2 separate regions of the Homo sapiens genome follow, and region 1 is linked to region 2. Evidence: read pairs that join two places in POLR2A ChIA-PET (ENCODE). Cell type or tissue: A673. All regions are shown on one strand. Links, peaks and the distances in the headings refer to the core of each region. The heading gives the core; the rest is flanking DNA. Region 1 has its middle 42 kb from the start of DMRTB1. Region 2 overlaps LRP8 (LDL receptor related protein 8).

What was found. ChIA-PET counts read pairs that join two places held together with the same protein. Peaks named below come from ENCODE experiments on the same cell type or tissue, not always from the same donor. Only the 100,000 strongest peaks of a DNase experiment are listed, where the experiment ranks them.
Region 1: POLR2A ChIA-PET joins it to region 2 with 15 read pairs; 4 of 35 experiments call an interaction of 5 or more read pairs at or near these places.

Annotation. Positions count from the first base shown.
Region 1 is chr1:53,415,712-53,418,631 of GRCh38, forward strand. No RefSeq gene overlaps it. Among named protein-coding and RNA genes, the nearest start is that of DMRTB1, 42 kb to the right of the region's middle. In A673, for the core only: no CTCF peak of the experiment used is centred there; no DNase peak of the experiment used is centred there; H3K27me3 peaks cover 1,844 bases.
Region 2 is chr1:53,251,278-53,254,197 of GRCh38, forward strand. All of the region lies in intron 16 of LRP8 (LDL receptor related protein 8), which reads right to left. It overlaps LOC105378728 (a long non-coding RNA gene), which reads left to right. Exons shown (of 6, transcript XR_947355.3): 1 at 1-2,920. Among named protein-coding and RNA genes, the nearest start is that of MAGOH-DT, 14 kb to the left of the region's middle. RefSeq lists silencers at 2,507-2,610, 2,800-2,920. In A673, for the core only: no CTCF peak of the experiment used is centred there; no DNase peak of the experiment used is centred there; H3K27me3 peaks cover 2,031 bases.

The DNA.
Region 1 (2,920 bases), core at 38-2,537, 160 kb after region 2:
AACGTTGATTTTGTAAAATTAAGGAGTGGCTCATTTGGCAAGTTCGAAACACCCAAAACAAGCAAAAAATGCTTGGGTGGAAAGGGAAAAAGAAGAGGAGAGAGAGAAAGCACGGTTTCGGGCCACTGGTTTACAGGTGCTGTGTTTCTTGCATATGATTGAGGAAAACAAAAACCCAGGCCTGGATGTCGACAGGCCTTCTATGACAAGTGACCTTAGACAAAGTTTGTATCTCACTTCCTTCCATTAGCTCACAGAAGAACCAATGGGAAAAGGCATTGGAAATGGCAAGGAATACCCTAAAAGAGATGTATTCTTATTCTGCCTGGATGGTAAAATATTTCCTTGTGAATTATGTGCCAGCTTTCAATGTGCACCAAAAGAAAAGGAGGATTTTAATATTAAATGTATTCTTTTCACTTACTAAGCCATACATTAATTAGGGAGAAAACATGTTCCAAAATATGACATTAAATCCTTTAATAAGCTGGAGTCTTTACAGAAAAGCAGGAAGTACACAGACACTAGCAGCCTAACCTTACATGCAAAGCCATCTGTGAGTTTAGAACTAACCTGAGGTAGCACGCTGTTGTGAAATTCTAAATTAAACACCACTAAACATGATTACGGCTTCAAAAAGTAGTTACATGCTTCAATAACCACACTTTTATCACAAGAACACACAATCTAAAGCCAAAATAGTTGAGTATAACGTGCCAAAAATATGCTCACCCCATACATTGTTAGAAAGAGCAGTAGGAAAAGAAATCTAAAATTTGCTGCTATTTCATTTGACGGCAGCCAACATCTCCTGTCTTCCTTGGCAAGAAGGCCATTTTTCTATGCTGTATTTTGCACACACAGAAATCTGCATAGAGTGATTTGCATACCAAAAACACATTTGTAAAAGAAACTGTTTGCATAGAAGCCAGGGGGAGATAGGGTTGCCACTGTTGACTTCTATACACACAACACTCCCAGGCTACTTACTTTTCACTTTCCTGTGTGCTGAATTTCCAAAAATGGGTTATGGATTTTTTTGATGCATTAAAACTTAAAGCAACTATATCCTGTAGATATCCAAGAACAACCACAACAATAACACATGCTAAATGTTTCGTGCTAACAGACTGTCAACTTTTTACTAAGAGGCTGGTAATAATAAGTGCTATAATATATTGAGCATTTATGATATCCCATGTGTTTTACATAAATTATTGCTTATTCTCACAATTAGTCTTCAAGGTTGGTGTTGTGGTTCCCCATTTACATAGGAGGAAACTGAGGCATGTCAGGGTAAGGTACCTTGTCAAAGCCTTGTAAGCCAGGGCAGTGAAACCAGGTTTGGAAGCCTGACTGACCGCTCAGCCCTTTCCTGCCACCCCTGCCACCCCCACCCCGAGCTGCCTCTCTCTTTTCCCAGTTTTGCTTTCACACCATTGGTTTTTTTTCCACCAGCCTGGTAGGAGGTGGGAGGAAGTCATGCTGAGAGAGGAAGTCATGTTGCACTTTGCTTTCCTGGCATTTTCTCTGACCAGAGCCTAGAAGCAGGACGGCCACAGTCTCAAGGCTCAGTGAAGGTGCCCCATAAAAGAGCTCCGTGACAGACATGGGGTGAATGGGCAATGGCCTGTGATTCAGAGGGTGTCAAGGAGAGAGACGGATTGGTCTCGGCACAAAGACGGTACATGGTAGTTGAGATGCAATGGACCCCTCCCACCCGGTGCCTGCACGCTATCACCGATTCAGTGCCAGCCCAATTGTATTCTTGGAAACACAGAATGGTTTGTGTGTGCTTAATTATAATGCTACTTACAGAGAATTTATCAGCGGCAAATCAGAGGCTTGATGCTTTGCTTAAGAAAAAAAATTGGTAGTGGCTCTTTGAAATGTGTTCATCTGATGAGTCCTTTGGATTTTTCCAGTATACAGCATTTGAAAGAAATTGGCCATTTCTGGAAAGTCAAGTGCGGGGAGCGGGGGCAGAAAGGGCAGAATTAAAAGACTGCAGATGCCTGCCAAAAAAGATTATAAACATTTACTTTCTTTTAAGATACTTCTTTGTCTTTGTGTTTTTTCTCACCTAGTTTCCTGTTATTCATGAATCCATCATTGTCCAAAGACTCCTAGCTTTGAGACCTAATTATGTATTAATCACTGTTAAAAAGCAGTTTTTCTGACACTTTCAGTAATAAATTCCTTTTGATGTGATTAATAGTAACTCTGCCTTATAGCAAGTTCCAGGCTAAAGCAAGTAATGTGACAGCAAACTGCTTTGGAGGCAGACGGATCTGTTTTAAATCTTGGTTTTGTCCTTCCAGTTTGACCTTACTAATCTCTCTAAGCCTCAGTTTCCTCACCTGTAAAATAGGGAAAATAATGCAAGACAGACCCTGGTTGCCTACCTAATAGCCATTTCCATCTCCTTCAATGAGTGACAACAGATCTTAGTTTTGTTCAGCACCTATGGGAAGGCTTGTCATCAAATTCCACGCAATGAGACTGAAGGGGAAATATGCTAGAAGCTTCTGAGAAAGATTTTCCTCTCTGATAAGAGAGATACATGAAGAGAAAGCCCATTTGGGCCGGGTGCAGTGGTTCATGCCTGAAATCCCAGCACTTTGGGAGACCTAGGCGGATGGATCACTTGAGGTTAGGAGTTCGAGACCACCCTGGCCAGCATGGTGAAACCCCATCTCTACTAAAAATACAAAAATTAGCTGGGTGTAGTGGTGCACACCTGCAATCACAGGTGGTGCGCACCTGTGGTGGGAGGCTGAGGCAGGAGAATGGCTTGGACCTCAGAAGGGAGGTTGCAGTGAGCCAAGATCACACCACTGCACTCCAGCCTGGGCAACAGAGCGAGACTCCATCTAAAAAAAAAAAAGAAAGAAAGAAAGAAAAAAAGAAAGCCCGTTTG
Region 2 (2,920 bases), core at 246-2,745:
ATTTTACCACACCTTTGCCCTAATGCTGCTGCTTCCCTAGATTTCTCTAAGAAAACGATTCTCTCCCAAAACTGGGGGGTGGAGAGTGGGATGGGGCCAGGCAGAGTGTTTATTTCCAAAGGTGAGGCTCCACCTGAAGAAGAACATCTCTAGAAGGAGACACAGAGGGCAACACAAGCTCTGATTTAGAATAAATGACTATGTTAATGATTAAAGGAGGAAGCTCTCTCCAACACAGCTGGGTAAAAATGGAGCAAGTAGCTTTGTAAGGTGATTAGCAGTCACTCTGAGCATCCCAGTGGAGGCTGAATGATCACCTATCTAGGATGCTATGGAAGGGGTTTCTGTTTTAGTAAGATTACAATAATTGATAAGCATTAAAGACAGGAACAAGGCAGTTATCATTGCTAATATTTATTGTCTTAGAGATCTAGCTATGCAGTAAGGCCAGAAAAAAATTTAAGGGTATAAATATGGGAAAGGAGCCCAGGTGCGGTGGCTCACGCCTGTAATCCCAACACTGTGGGAGGCTGAGGCAGGCAGATTACTTGAGGCCAGGAGTTCGAGACCAGCCTGGCCAACATGGCGAAAACCCATCTCTACAAAAAATACAAAGTAGTTGGGCATGGTGGCGGGCACCTGTAGTCCCAGCTACTCAGAAGGCTGAGGTGGGAGGATTGCTTGAGCCTGGGAGGTCAAGGCTGCAGTGAGCCACAATCATGCCACTGCACTCCAGCCTGGGCAACAGAGTGAGACCTTGTCTCAAAAAAAAAAAAAAAAAAGTAAATAAATAAATACATATGAGAAAGGAGGAAACCAAACTGTTATTAACAGCTATTTGTATTTTTAGAAACTCTTAAGAGAAGCTGGTGAAAAACTATCAGAAATAATTTTAGTTAATCAAGAATCAACATAAAAGATCATTAGCCGTCTTTTTAATCAGCAACAACCAATTAGAAAATTTAACGGAGGCCAGGCACAGTGGCTCACATATGTAATACCAACATTTTGGGAGGCTGAGGCAGGAGGATTGCTTGAACCCTGGAGTTCAAGACCAGCCCGGGCAAGATGGTGAGCCCTGGTCTTTACAAAAAAATTAATTTAAAAAATTAGCCAGGTGTGGTGGTGCATGCCTGTAGTCCCAGCTACTCGGGATGCTGAGGCAGGAGAATCCCTTGAGCCCAGGAGTTCGAGGATGCAGTGAACTGTGATCGCACCACTGCACTCCAGCCTGGGCAAGAGTGCAAGATCTTCTTGTCTCTTAAAAAGAAAAAGAAAAAGAAAAAGTAATGGAATAAAAATACATTCGTAATAGCCCATCAAAAGCTATAAAATACCTAGGAAAACCTAAGAAGAAATACGCAAGTCCTGTGTAATCTATAAAATTCTGCTGAGGGACGTAAAAGAAGACTGAAATAAATAGGCCACATTTCTGGATGGGAAGCTTTAATATAATAAAAAGGTATATTCTCCTCACATAAACTCATATATCTAAAACAATCTTGATAAAAACTTCACCAAAATTTTTATAGAATTGATAAGATTATTCTGAAGTTCACCTAGAAGAGAAACTGAATAAAAATAGCTGAGAAGATGTTGTGAGCATAACATATCATGAAGTTGTGCTAATAGTATGTAGGAATATATAAATCAGTGAAGGAAAATAAACTGCTTAGACGCAAATCAAAGTACGTATGGGAGGTAGTTTATAATAAAGATGACGTGCAAGTCAGGAGAGAAGTATGGATTATTCAATGATGGTTTTGGGGAAACTAGACAGGTATATAGAGAAAAAAACAGTTAAATCTCTACCTCATACGATACTCTAAAATTTAAATTCCAAATAGATTAATATCCTAATACTAAAAAAAAGTTTAAAGTAGAAAAGAAAAACATCAGGAGATATTTTAATAAGTTAGAGTGAGGCTGGCCTTCTTAAGCAAGACACAAAACCCAGAAATCTTAAAAGATTGACAAATCTGATACTTAAAAGTTTCATATTTATGCATGGCAAAAGATACCATAAACAAACTTTAAAACCAAATGTCAGACTGGAAGAAAATATTTGTAACATATATTTTAAAGGTTTAATATTTGTCATGTATAAATATTTCTATAAATAAGAAAAAGATAGCCAATAGAAAAATAAGAAAAGACTGTGAGTGGGCGATTCATAACAGATAAAATATAAGTAAAGGGGCTGATAAGCTTACGAAAATATACTCTACCTCACAGGGAAATGTCAGGGAAATAATACTCATCTTTCACTCCTCAGATTAGCAGAAATTAAAAATATTGAATATTTCAGAGTGAGTTATGTCAGCAAAACAGCATATATCTGCCTCTTTCTATAGGGCAAAGGATGGCAAGAAAGGGGTAGATTTATCTTTCTCCACTCCAATCAAAATAATCCTGGAATAATCACCTCACCATCATCTTTCCTGGTGAAGCCTTTCAAGGCCAATTCAAATGCTGTCTTCTCCAGAAGCGCCACTTTTACTCTGGAATTACCTTTCCTTCTACCATCCCTTCACAAGAGTATCATGCCACTATTACATTGTTCCTCTGTCTCTATCTATATCCAACATGCCCCTATCATAGCACATAATGACATGTATTAACATCTACCTTAAAGGACTTTATTTTTGCCTGATTAAAGACTGAAAGCTCTTAAAGTCTTTATTTTTTTCTTCCCTGGATCCTTGGCACTTGGCACAGTCAGTGTCTTACACAGGGGAGAAGTTTTTAAAACATTTGCTGACTAACTCGGCATACTGAAGATTCCCAGGATAAAAGGACAAAGTTCCTGTCCTTGAAGTACTCATAGCCAAGTAAGGGAGATAAAGCTCTGAATGGACAATCAGAATGCAAAGATACTGCTACGAGATGAGACTGCTAAGAGAGGGGTGTACAGGATACC